Regions from separate parts of the Homo sapiens genome. Here region 2 is linked to region 1. The links are chromatin loops, found by intact Hi-C in ENCODE. Cell type or tissue: PC-3. All regions are shown on one strand. Each heading gives the region's core, and the rest is flanking DNA. Links, peaks and the distances in the headings are about the cores only. Region 1 holds the start of ZNF813 (zinc finger protein 813). Region 2 overlaps ZNF331 (zinc finger protein 331).

Region 1 (6,058 bases), core at 2,106-4,605:
GCAACAGGGAGAAACTTGAAGGTATCCTGTCTACAATAAAATTAAAGAAAAAAACAAAAGAGATATAGACATAAGAAAAGACATAAAAATAGAAGACTAGAAAGACACAGATTGGCCCCCTGAAAGACTAATTCAGTACTCTAGGCCAGCTACCTGGGCACAAAATAAGTCATAAAGGTACCGCACCCCAATTTACATGCTTAACCGCATCATAAAGTTGCAAGCAGTACTTGAAATCATCACTAATGAAACAGCAAATGCATTAGACTTACTGGCCCAGCAAGCCACAAAAATGAGAAATGCCATCTACCAAAATAGATTAGCTTTCGACTACCTCCTAGCCCAGGAAGGAGGAGTATGTAGAAAGTTTAATCTAACTAATTGCTGCCTAGAAATCAATGACAATAGGAAGGCTGTTATAGAAATAACTGCAAGAATAAAAAAATTATCCCATGTTCCAGTCCAGACTTAGACAAAGTAGACTCCTGAGTCCCTCTTTAGCGGCTGGTTTTCCTCCTTCAGTCGATTCAAAACCTTAACAGGAGTGGTTCTAGAAATACTAAGAATTGGTTTAATACTCCCTTACCTCTTACCTCTCCTTGTTAAGGAACATTCAATCAACTATAGAAGCAATTGTCACTAGGCAGACTACCACTCAGCTAATAGCTCCATATAAATATCAGCCTGTGCCTAAAGAAGAAAACCTGCTTTTTCATGAATAATCAAGTAATAGTGATGCTTTCTATTAAAATCTTGTTTATAAAAAGCAAAGGGAGAAAACTCAGGCAGAAATTAAAAAAAAAATATGCATTCATTCACTCCAAGAAAAGTAACAGGCAAGGCAAGGGTTAAAAAGAGAAGAACAAGTTTTCCTCTGCCTAGCAAGCTCACTTAGAGAACAGTTATAACATAACGCTGTTTGCGAAGTCGAAGCCAAAGGAATGGGCTCCAGACACCTCCTCCCCTTTAGAACAAGAGTGAAAGAAAGAAAGAAAGAAAAGAAAAGAAAAAGAAAGAAAGAAAGAAAGAAAACAAATGTATTTAGCTGTTCTTGCTTTTCTTTCAATGCAGCTGCAAGACCACCAGCTATGCAAGGCCACAAGTTATGCTATGCTATAGATTATGTGACCAATCATTACATGATTAACTGCTTTTATTTTGCTTCTGTAAGCCTGCTTATAAAAACCCCACTCTTTGTTGAAATGCTCAGCTTTTTAGATGTAAATCCACTGAGCCGGTGCGTACCTTAAGTAAACATCCTTCTGTCTCCCCCATAGCAGTCTCTCTAGTCCTCAGTTTCCCGCAACACCATCTCTGCGCCTCCTCTGCTCTCCCCGTTAAATTCTCTCTTCCCTGTTATACCCCCTGTCCCCACTCTCTGGCAGCCTAGATCCCCAGGTGTCCTCCCTGCTGTGCTTCTCCCTCTGTTCTTGCCACCAGCACCACTCTGCTCTGTCTGCCCTGGCTCCAAATCCCTCCTCCTCTCCCTCACCCTGATGAGCCTCCCTCTTTGCTGCCCCTCTCCCTACCTTGCTGTCCTTCATCTCTCTGTACATCTAGCTTTTCTCTGCATGTCTCCAGTTGCTTTTCTCCTCCTGCTTTCTTATATATATTTTTTTCACTTTCGTTGTCTCTTGGCAAATCCCTCACCCATTCTCTACTTTGCCATCTGTTATGAGTCTTTCTCATTCTTTTCTTTCTCAGGTTTTCTACTGCGTGTGTCTCCTGATCCCTTTAGCCCACAGAATCACATGACGGTTTGGAGTAAGATGGCTACATACCAGGGGAGCGCATTTTCAAGGGGCTGGAGCTGGGCAGGGAAGAACACCCCATGTCACAGGATATGGGGAAAAGAAAGAGAAATCAGACTGTTACTTTGTGGATGCAGAAAAGGAAGACATAAGAAACTTCATTTTGATCTGTACTAAGAAAAATTGTTTCTGCTTTGAGATGCTGTTAATCCGTAACTTTAGCCCCAACCCTGTGCTCACAGAAACATGTGCTGTATTGAATCAAGGTTTAATGGATTTAGGGCTGTGCAGGGTGTGCCTTGTTAACAATATGTTTGCAGGCAGTATGCTTGGTAAAAGTCATCGCCATTCTCCATTCTCAGTTAACCAGGGACACAATGCACTGCGGAAAGCCGCAGGGACCTCTGCCCTAGAAAGCCTGGGTATTGTCCAAGTTTCCCCCCACTGAGACAGCCTGAGATATGGCCTCGTGGGAAAGGAAAGACCTTACATCCCCCAGCCGGACACCCGTAAAGAGTCTGTGCTGAGGAGGAGTAGTGAAAGAGGAAGGCCTCTTTGCAGTTGAGATAAGAGGAAGACTTCTGTCTCCTGCTGGTCCCTGGGAATGGAATGTCTAGGTGTAAAGCTGACCATTTCCATTCGTTCTATTCTGAGATAGGAGAAAACCGCCCTGTGGCTGGAGGCGAGATATGCTGGCAGCAATACTGCTCTGTGACTCTTTGCTACACTGAGATGTTTGGGTGAAGAGAAACATAAATCTAGCCTACGTGCACATCTGGGCACAGTACCTTTCCTTGAACTTATTCATGATATAGATTCCTTTGCTCACATGTTTTCTTGCTGACCTCTCCCCACCTGTTGCCCTGCTACACTCCCCTCACTAGGACAGTAAAAATAATGATCAATAAATACTGAGGGAACTCAGAGGCTGGCACTGGTGCCGGTCCTCCGTATGCTGAGCGCCGGTCCCCTGGGCCCACTGTCCTTTCTCTATACTTTGTCTTTGTGTCTTATTTCTTTTCTCAGTCTCTCTTCCCACCTGACGAGAAATACCCACAGGTGTGGAAGGGCTGGCCTCCTTCAACAGGACAAGCCCCGGGCACCTCCCCAACGTGGGCTCAGGGGAAGCCGTGACTGCGGAGGGGAGACCTAGGAAGCAGCAGGGCCCGGCAGGAGGAGGGAGGTGGGGGGGGGGGGGCGCGAGGGCGCCTTAAGACAAGGGTGGGGTCTGCAGGATCCCGGGACCAGACAGAGGACGCGGCCTTCCCGGGACTGGGGCCGCGGTTCTGCGCTCCACCGGCCGAAGTGGGCGAGAATCCACCCCTTGGGTGAGGACTTCAAAAAGCGCGGGGTGGGAGGAGTCAGAGAAAGGTTTAGAGCAGGAAAAATGCGCGATAGAAAGTGTATACATTGCCCTATAGCAGAAAGACCCGGGACGGGACCAGCCTCAGGGCGACCTTAAACACAAAAGGAAGCGACCCCCGGACTCTCACGGGGTCGTCTCAATTTGCTCTGGGTGAAGGAAGACGGCTGAGAATTTCCAGGTTTGTGGGGACCCCACGCCCCAGGTACAGAAGCGCCAGGGACCTGGGAAGTGCAGACCTAATACAACACAGAGCCAAACTCACGCGCTGCCGTGGGACCGTCACTCCACGCGATCCGCTTCCGGGTTTTCGCGAATCTGCGCGCAGGACAGAAGCCAGGCCTGGGCGGGACCTGGGAGGTGGGCGGGGCCTGACGAAGCAGGGGCGGGGCGAGAGGCGGAGAGACTTTGCCCTTTGGAAGGCGCAGAGGGCGGGGCCGGGGTGGGACCTGTGAGTCCGTCACCCTCGCTCCAGCGCCTGTTTTAGGGTTTTGGAGTCGAGACCGGCCAGTAAGGTTGAGGCACTATTCAAAAGCCCTGGAATTGTCTGGAACGGGGATGCAAACTAGAATGTGAAATGCAAAGCCCTGCCTGGGCGGAAGGTACGATTTCATGCTGACGGCCCACAAAACAAAATAGAAATCCTCCCCCTTTCTATTCTCCATTCACTCAGGAGGGCAAGTCCACCCCGTGCTCAACTTCAGAGATTTCCCTAAAGCCACCGCCATGGATGCGGGACGGAGTGCTCAGGCCAGGGAGGAGTGAGGTGACCACCTGCTGGATGGGGCGCCGGGGTGGGAGGGATGCGCGCGCGGGGGCAGGAGCCTGAGGTCCCAGCTACTCAGGAAGCAGCGGCGGGAGGATCGCTGAGCCTGGGGGTCCAGGCCAGCCTGAGCGACAAAGTAACACCCCCTCCCGCAGCGCTTCCTTCCTCGTCTCTTTTTTTCCTTTTTTTTTTTTAATGTTTTAAAATACAATTTTGATTGTGTGAGATAGGGATCCAACAGTATTCTTTTCCATCTGGATATTCAGTTAGTTGTCTCAGCACGTTTGTGGAAGAGATTTATTACTTTATTTATTTACTTATTTCTTTTGAGACAGAGTATTTCTCTGTCGCCCAGGCTAGAGGGCAGTAACGGGATCTCGGTTCACTGCAGCCTCTTCCCTCTTGGGTTCAAGCGATTCCCCTGCCTCAGCCTCCGGAGTACCTGCCATTACATTCGCGTGCCACCATGCCTGGCTAATTTTTGTATTTTTGTAGACGGGTTTCACCATGTTGGCCAGGCTGGTCTCAAACTCTTGACTTCAAGTGATCCGCCTGCCTCGGCCTCCCAAAGTGCTGGCATTACAGGCGTGAGCCACTGCACCTGGCCCAACAAATACTTTTTACTTCACTTTCCAATTGTTGAGAAAACATAATTGAAAACAAACAAAAAGTCTTCCCCCCAATGAGAAATCATCTCCACGACGACAATAGAGAAAGAAATTAAAACCATTTCATTAATAAATAAGCCTTAGGCCAGATTATGATGCGAAATAGACAAACAGCTAAGAGGTTGAAAAGAGAGAAAGAAACTTCACTGTTCTATACAACCCATTAAGTACATGTTTTCAAGATAAACACTAATCAGTCCTCAGGGAAGAGGACTTGACAACACCCTTGGTCACACATAGTTCATCCTGGCTCTACTTGGTAATGGAGGTAACCATCTGTGTCAGCTAAGTAGCTTCATGCCGAGGAGGGGAAGAAACCCTAACCCATGTTTTTTTGACAAGTGTGAGTTTTACAACATGGCGACAGGTGCCCTCTGTAGTGAGGCTCCTAAAATCCGACAGAAACTGATGTCAGCAGTAAATAATAAAATTTAGAATTTATGATTAAATATAGAGTTTATCTGAACACAAAGCATGAGGATAGCCACTGGCAAACATCAACTCCAAATGAATGGGATCAGCGTTCCATAGTAGAGACGTTTAGGTTTCACACACAGGGAAAGACAGAAGCTTTAGGACAATCACATTTTCCATTCAAGACCAGTGCATAGGTTGCAGCAAGTTGATTGGTGACAGAGTGATACACTTCAAGGAAGGTTACTTTATCACTCCATAAAAAGGGACAATGATCTCAGGAGGTCTTATCTCTGGGGTTGCTTAGTCTTTCTAATTATTTACATGAAAACTTTTCCTGTAAATAAGAGGAAGACTTGCATAGGCTGGAGTGCAGTGGGGCGACCTCGGCTCACTGCAACCTCTACCTCTCAGATTCAAGCAGTTCTCTTGCCTCAGCCTCCCAAGTAGCTGGGATTACAGGTGCATGCCACCATTGTTTTTTTTTGTTTGAGACAGAGTCTCGCTCTGTTGCCTAAGCTGGAGAGCAATGACACGATCTCAGCTGCTTACTGCAACCTCTGCCTCCCGGGTTCAAGCGATTCTCCTGGCTCAGGCTCTCGAGTAGCTAGGAGCCCAGCTAACTTTTGTATTTTTAGTAGAGATGGGGTTTCACCATGTAGGGCAGGCTGGTCTCAAACTCCTGACCTTGTGATCCACCCGCCCAAGCCTTCCAATTTTCTGGGATTACAGGTGTGAGCCACCACGCCTGGCCTTTTGTTTTGTATTTTTAGTAGAGAGGTGGTTTCACCATGTTGGCCATGCTAGTTTCAAACTCTTGACCTCAAGTGATCTGTCCACCTCGACCTCCCAAAGTGGTGAGATTACAGGTGTGGGCCACCACACGTGGCAAGGAAAACTCGTAGAAGTTACGCCTGCATTCCACTGGACTCAAGCTGAATGAGCACATTTCTCTCAAGGTGTAGCAGGACGAGCCACAGACAAAAGCCCTCACACACAGGGTTAAAGAAGGAAGTTGCTTTATTTGGCCGGGAGCATCGGCTGACTGGCATCTCAAGAACCGAGCTCCCCCAAGAAGGAGTTCCTGGTCCTTTTA
Region 2 (6,058 bases), core at 1,264-3,763, 78 kb before region 1:
GAGAATCGCTTGAACCCGGGAGGCGGAGGTTGCAGTGAGCCGAGATCACGCCACTGCACTCCAGCCTGGGTGACAGAGGGAGACTCCATCTCAAAAAAAAAGAAAAGAAAAGAAAAGAAAAATTAGCCGGGCATGATGGCATGTGCCTGTAGTCCCAGCTACTTGGGAGGCTGAGGTAGGAGGATTGCTTGGGTCCAGGAGGTGGAGGATGCAGTGAACTGTCATTGCACCACTGCACTCCAGCCTGGATGACAGAGCAAGACCCTGTCTAGAAAACAAACAAAAAAAAACAAACAAAAATGACAAAACATAGAACTCAAACAACTTAACAGCAAAAAACCAAACAACCCTGATAATAAATGGGCAGAAAACTTGAACAGCCATTTCTTGATAGAACACATACAAATTGCTATAGGTCTGTGAAAAATTGCTCAGGATCACTACTATTATTCAGGGCAACAAAAAGTTAAACCACAATGAGATATCACCTCATACATGTAAGAATGGCTTTTATTAAAAAACAAACAAAAAAAATAACATGTTGGCAAGGCTGTGAGGAAAAGAGGACCCTTATACACTGTTGGTTAGAATGTAAATTAGCCATGATGGAAAACACCGTGGAGATGCCTGAAAAAACTAAAACTATCAGATGACGCAGCAATCCCACTCTGGGTATATATCCAAAGAAAATGAAATTAGTATGTCATGGCGATACCTGTGCTCCCGTGTTCACTGCAGTAGCATTATTCACAGTAGCCAAGATAAGGAATCAACCTACATACTCATCAGGAATTAATAAAGAAAGTGTGGTAGAGATAACACAATGCAATGCCATCCAGCCTTTATAAAGAAGGAAATCCTGTTATTGTGACAACATGGGTAAATCTGGAGGACATTGTACTAAGTGAAATAAGCTAGACAGACAAATCCTGCATGATGTCATTACATGTGGAGTGTAAAAAAAATCCAACTCACAGAAGAAGAGAGGTGGTCGTCAGGGCCTGGGAGGGTGATGGGGAATGAGAAGATTAAAGGAGATAAAGTGGGAATAATTTCTGGAGATTTATTGTCTAGCATGGTGACTAAATATAATGAATAATATTGAATATGCCAAGAGACTAGATTTAAATGTTCTCATTGCAAATATGATTATCAGTGAGTTGAGGGAGGGATATGTTAATCAGCTTGATTTAATCTGCAGTATAAACACAGATCAAAGCCTCTGTAGACCATAAACATACACAAATTGCCATTGAAGACAGCTGCCAACCTCTGCCCTAGATCCAGAACTCATACTCAACATTAAACCATATGGTTTCTCACAGTTCACACAAACGGGGAACTGAAGAAAAACAGAAGCTGTCCGCCCAAAGAAGTCCAAGTGAATAGAACAAATTTCGATTTACTGCATATTGAAAAACATCTCTGCCTTTGATGACACAGAAATTAGCTCAAACTCCGCTCTTAAAGGCCTCACAAAACTGACAACTTTGCCAGGTACAGACTAAACAAACTAACTTTCTCTTTTCTTGTGCTCTAAAAATCAGTCCCATGGAAAAGACCAAAGATATCTGTGTTTGACTCCACCTAAAAACGAATCCCCTCCTTACCCAAGCACACTGTAAAATAAAGCGCGCTAACATGAACCTCTAGGAGGGAGTTGTTTTTTTTTTTTTTAGGGGGGATTTTTCTATACCATCAGATCTTAGAAAACCAGAGCACACAGCAGGATGTCAACAATTTGACAAATGGGTTTGTGGATACTCAAAGGAGAGGGCTGGTCAACCAGGGGGTACAGAGAGGAATATACCTGCCTGGCCCTTGCCACATCCCCTGGGGAGGAATTACTGGGATAAATTGCTATTAGGGAGGATATTTGGGGCCATAAAGAGTAAAGAGTCCTAAGTCATATAAACACAAATCATTTAATGAACAAAAAAGGTAACTCATGTGGAGAGCCGACTTTCAGATATATAATATTAGGTCAGTGCAAAAGCAATTGACATTAGACATAATGGCAAAAACCGCAATTACTTTTGCACCAACCTAAATAATAATTTTTTTTTTTTTTTTTTTTTCCCCCTCAGGATGCTTTTTCTGAAGGATGCCAGCCTAGGGGAAAGGAAGAATGAGAACCTAGGGTCTTTCTGGAGCACAGGCTGCATTAGCAAATACCCTCCAGGGCACGCCTGTCCCCAGGCCACAGCCGAAACCAATCCGAATGGAGAGGACACTGGCATTTGTGAGTTTCAGAGTTCTTGGGGACTAACGTGTATTTACTGGATTCTAGAACACGTGATGCTCCCGACACTCACCTACCAAGTTAGTCACCTCTCCCTCCACAAGGACTCCCACTCCTGAGGCTTCCCGTTACTGTGACACAGGAGCCGGTACGGAGAACACGTCCGGCTTGAACACTTATCTATGACAATGGCTGTGCCCTTTGTGTTGGTTCAGTTAATGACAGGGTCCTGGCTCTCATGTCCCACTGGGGGCCGCTGCTCTCAGGCAGGTACCACACTGTTGGAAGGTGAAGGCAGAGGAAGCCCAGAGACAATGGAAATACAAGTGGCAGACTGTGAGTCAGTGACTGATCTAGGACTGTGGCTGGGTGATCGGGAGTGTGGCCTACTGAGTGTCCATGAGTGGATGTGACTGGCGCTGTGTCACCCCAGCTGGGACCCCGTCTGGCCTCTTGAGTGGGGTGATGCCGGGCGAGCCACGGCTGTTCTCAGAAGGGTATCCTCTCCTAGGCCCTCTGGGGCGTCACCTGGAATTCTCTGCAGGCCACAGCACAGGCTGCCCGAGCTGCTGTTCGGTGCCCCTTGCTTGCTGGATTGTAAACAATGTGCAGGCAGCAGTTATGCCCCGTTAGTCACGCTCTCATTCCAAGTACTAACGTCACAGGGTGTGGCATAGTGCGGGCCCTTAACAAACATCTAATTTTGACTCAAAATTCCACATGTGGAATTTATGGGTCCAGGAGGAGGAAACAGTTAGAAAGACAAGAAAACAGAAGTACATAAATGTATGTGAAAGAGCGATCAAGAAAAATTTTTTTCTAGGTAAGTTATTTTTCTAAAAAACTGAGATAACTGTAGATTCACATGTAGTTGTAAATAATAATACAGAGAGATCCAGTGCACCCTTAACCTGACTTACACCAGTAGTGATACCTTATAAAACTACAGTACAGGCCGGGCATGGTGGCTCATGCCTGTAATCCCAGCACTTTTGGAGGCCAAGGCAGGCAGATCACAAATTCGACACCAGCCTGGCCAACATGGTGAAACCCCGTCTCTACTAAAAATACAAAAATTAGCTGGCTATGGTGGTGGGAGCCTGTAATCCCCGCTACTCAGGAGGCTGAGGCAGGAGAATTGCTTGAACCCAGAAGGTGGAGGTTGCAGTGAGCTGAGATTGTGCCACTGCACTCCAGCCTGGGTGACAGAGAAAGACTCCGTCTCAAAAAAAAGAAAAACAAAACTGCAGTACAGTATCACAGCCAGGATAGTGACACAGATTCCCTCCTTGATCTTATCTATGATTTCCAGAGAATACAGTTTCAACAACGAAAAAAATAGCAGTATCTCACAGTAGAGGATGGGTTAAATTATGGTCTGCTATATGATGGCATGGAATACTAACAATATTGATTCTTTTTTTTTTTTTTTGAGACGGAGTCTTGCTCTGTCGCCCAGGCTGGAGTGCAGTGGCGTGATCTCGGCTCACTGCAAGCTCTGTCTCCTGGGTTCACGCCATTCTCCTGCCTCAGCCTCCCGAGTAGCTGGGACTACAGGTGCCCACTACCTCGCCCGGCTAATTTTTTGTATTTTTAGTAGAGATGGGGTTTCACCGTGTTAGCCAGGATGGTCTCCATCTCCTGACCTCGTGATCCGCCCACCTTGGCCTCCCAAAGTGCTGGGATTACAGGCATGAGCCACCACACCCGGCCTAATAATATCGATTCTTATTGAGAATTTTTTTTTTTTTTTGAGACGGAGTCTTGCTCTGGCCAAGCTGGAGTGCAGTGGCGTGATCTCAACTCACTGCAACCTCCGCCTCCCGGGTTCAAGCGATTCTCCTGCCTCAGCCTCCCGAGTAGCTGGGACTACAGGTGCATGCCACCACGCCCAGCCAATTTTTGTATTTTTAGTAGAGATGGGATTTCACCATGGTGGCCAGGACGGTCTCGATCTCCTGACCTTGTGATCTGCCCACCTCGACCTCCCAAAGTGCTGGGATTACAGCCATGAGCCACCGCGTCTGGCTTGAGAAAATTTTTATGATGAATTACCAAGTGAAGAAGGTAGATTAAAAAGGTGTATATAATTTGGGCAGAGATGTTTTGATGAAATTAAGAATACAGGTTGTGTGGTCTGACTTTAGAGATGTGAATCTGAACCCTGGCAGTTAGCCTCATAGTGTCTGTTTCGTCACTGATAAAATGTAATAAAAGTACTACATGGTATGATTGTTACAACTGGCAAGTATGATAATCTATGTAAAACACTCAATAATATGTGACATTTGTGTAATAGAAGTTACCTGTTATTATTGAAGACCAACTCATGTCGGCCAATCTCCTTGCTTTTTTTCTTTAAAAAAAGTTTTTCTTTTTATAGTTTTTATTTTTAAAAAATTCATAATAAGGCTGGGCGTGGTGGCTCATGCCTGTAATCCCAGCACTTTGGGAGGCCAAGGCAGGCGGATCGGATCACGAGGTCAGGAGTTTGAGACCAGCCTGGCCAACGTGGTGAAACCCCGTCTCTACTAAAGATACAAAAAACTAGCTGGGCATGGTGGTGCGCGCTTGTAATCCCAGCTACTCAGGAGGTTGAGGCAGGAGGATTGCTTGAACTGGAAGGTGGAGGTTCAGTGAACCAAGATTGCACCATTACACTCCAGCCTGGGAGACAGGGCGAGACTCCGTCTCAAAAAAATAAAAAAATTCATAATAGAGACAGGGTCTCACCATGTTGCCCAGGTTGGTCTTGAACTTGTGGGCTCAAGCGATCCTCCTGCCTCACAGCCTGCCAAAGTGCTTTGGATTACAGGTGTGAGCCACCATGCCTGGCCCCCTCCTTTTTTTTCTAATGGTAAAATGTGCCACTGGGCGCGGTGGCTCATGCCTGTAATCCCAGCACTTTCGGAGGCTGAGGCAGGTGGATCACCTGAGGTCGGGAGTTCAAGACCAGCCTGACCAACATGGAAAAACCCTGTCTCTACTAAAAATACAAAATTAGCTGGGCGTGGTGGCACTTGCCTGTAATCTCAGCTACTTAAGAGGCTGAAGCAGGAGAATCGCTTGAACCCGGGAGGCAGAGGTTGCGGTGAGCCGCGATTGCGCCATTGCACTCCAGCCTAGGCAACCAGAGCGAAACTCTGTCTCAAGAAAAACAAAAGTGCCTTCCTTGAACCCGCTGTCTGCGTAATCAATATTAACCAAAAATAACATTCAGAGTCTGATGTTAAGAATGAAATTCATTTTGTTTAACAAAATGAATACATTAGCAAAAGAGATTCTAAGAAATATAACGAGGAAATGTTCCCTTTCCATCAGCAACTAGGGGGACAGAGACATTGTTCTGCATAAGAAAATCTAATTTAATGACTCTAATCTGAGAAGATGCCAAGTTGAGAACATTAGCAAGAGGCTGAATTTTGTGTTCCACGGGATAAGGGAGATACATATGAGATACTGTCATCTAATTCTTTTTCTATCTTGGAAATGTTACTTATACAGCCCATATTTGTTACTTGTACAAATAATCTTGCTAATGTCACATGGAAAGTCCGTATCTGCAAGGCACCCAGTGATTAGTGTTCATGGGTGATTATTGTGATGTCCTGGGAAAGGAACATTAACATTCTATAATCTAATTCTAAAAGGCTGTCTTTCTTGAAAATTTGTTACCATAGGTTAGATTCAGATGATGGATTTCTAATCCTACAAGGTAGAAATATGTGAGATATTTCAAAACAAGGCAAAGATCACTGGCATAGCCCTTCCCCTCCCAACACACACACAGGTGTAATGCGACTCATGGCTGGGTTG

Evidence for each region. A loop is a pair of places that touch in the nucleus more often than their neighbours do. Peaks named below come from ENCODE experiments on the same cell type or tissue, not always from the same donor. Only the 100,000 strongest peaks of a DNase experiment are listed, where the experiment ranks them.
Region 2: a loop joins it to region 1, with 14 times the contacts of the local background. A loop is called at or near these places in 2 of 110 quality-filtered maps.

The regions. Positions count from the first base shown.
Region 1 is chr19:53,465,111-53,471,168 of GRCh38, reverse strand. ZNF813 (zinc finger protein 813) reads right to left here and starts at 3,436. Exons shown (of 4, transcript NM_001004301.4): 1 at 3,380-3,436. RefSeq lists enhancers at 2,092-2,654, 2,655-3,216, 3,153-3,392 and a silencer at 3,463-3,592. In PC-3, for the core only: no CTCF peak of the experiment used is centred there; a DNase peak (open chromatin) is centred at 3,498; H3K4me3 peaks cover 2,018 bases; H3K27ac peaks cover 313 bases.
Region 2 is chr19:53,542,161-53,548,218 of GRCh38, reverse strand. All of the region lies in intron 2 of ZNF331 (zinc finger protein 331), which reads right to left. Among named protein-coding and RNA genes, the nearest start is that of ZNF331, 7.0 kb to the right of the region's middle. In PC-3, for the core only: a CTCF peak has its summit at 2,474; DNase peaks (open chromatin) are centred at 2,498 and 2,888; H3K4me3 peaks cover 1,443 bases; H3K27ac peaks cover 2,500 bases.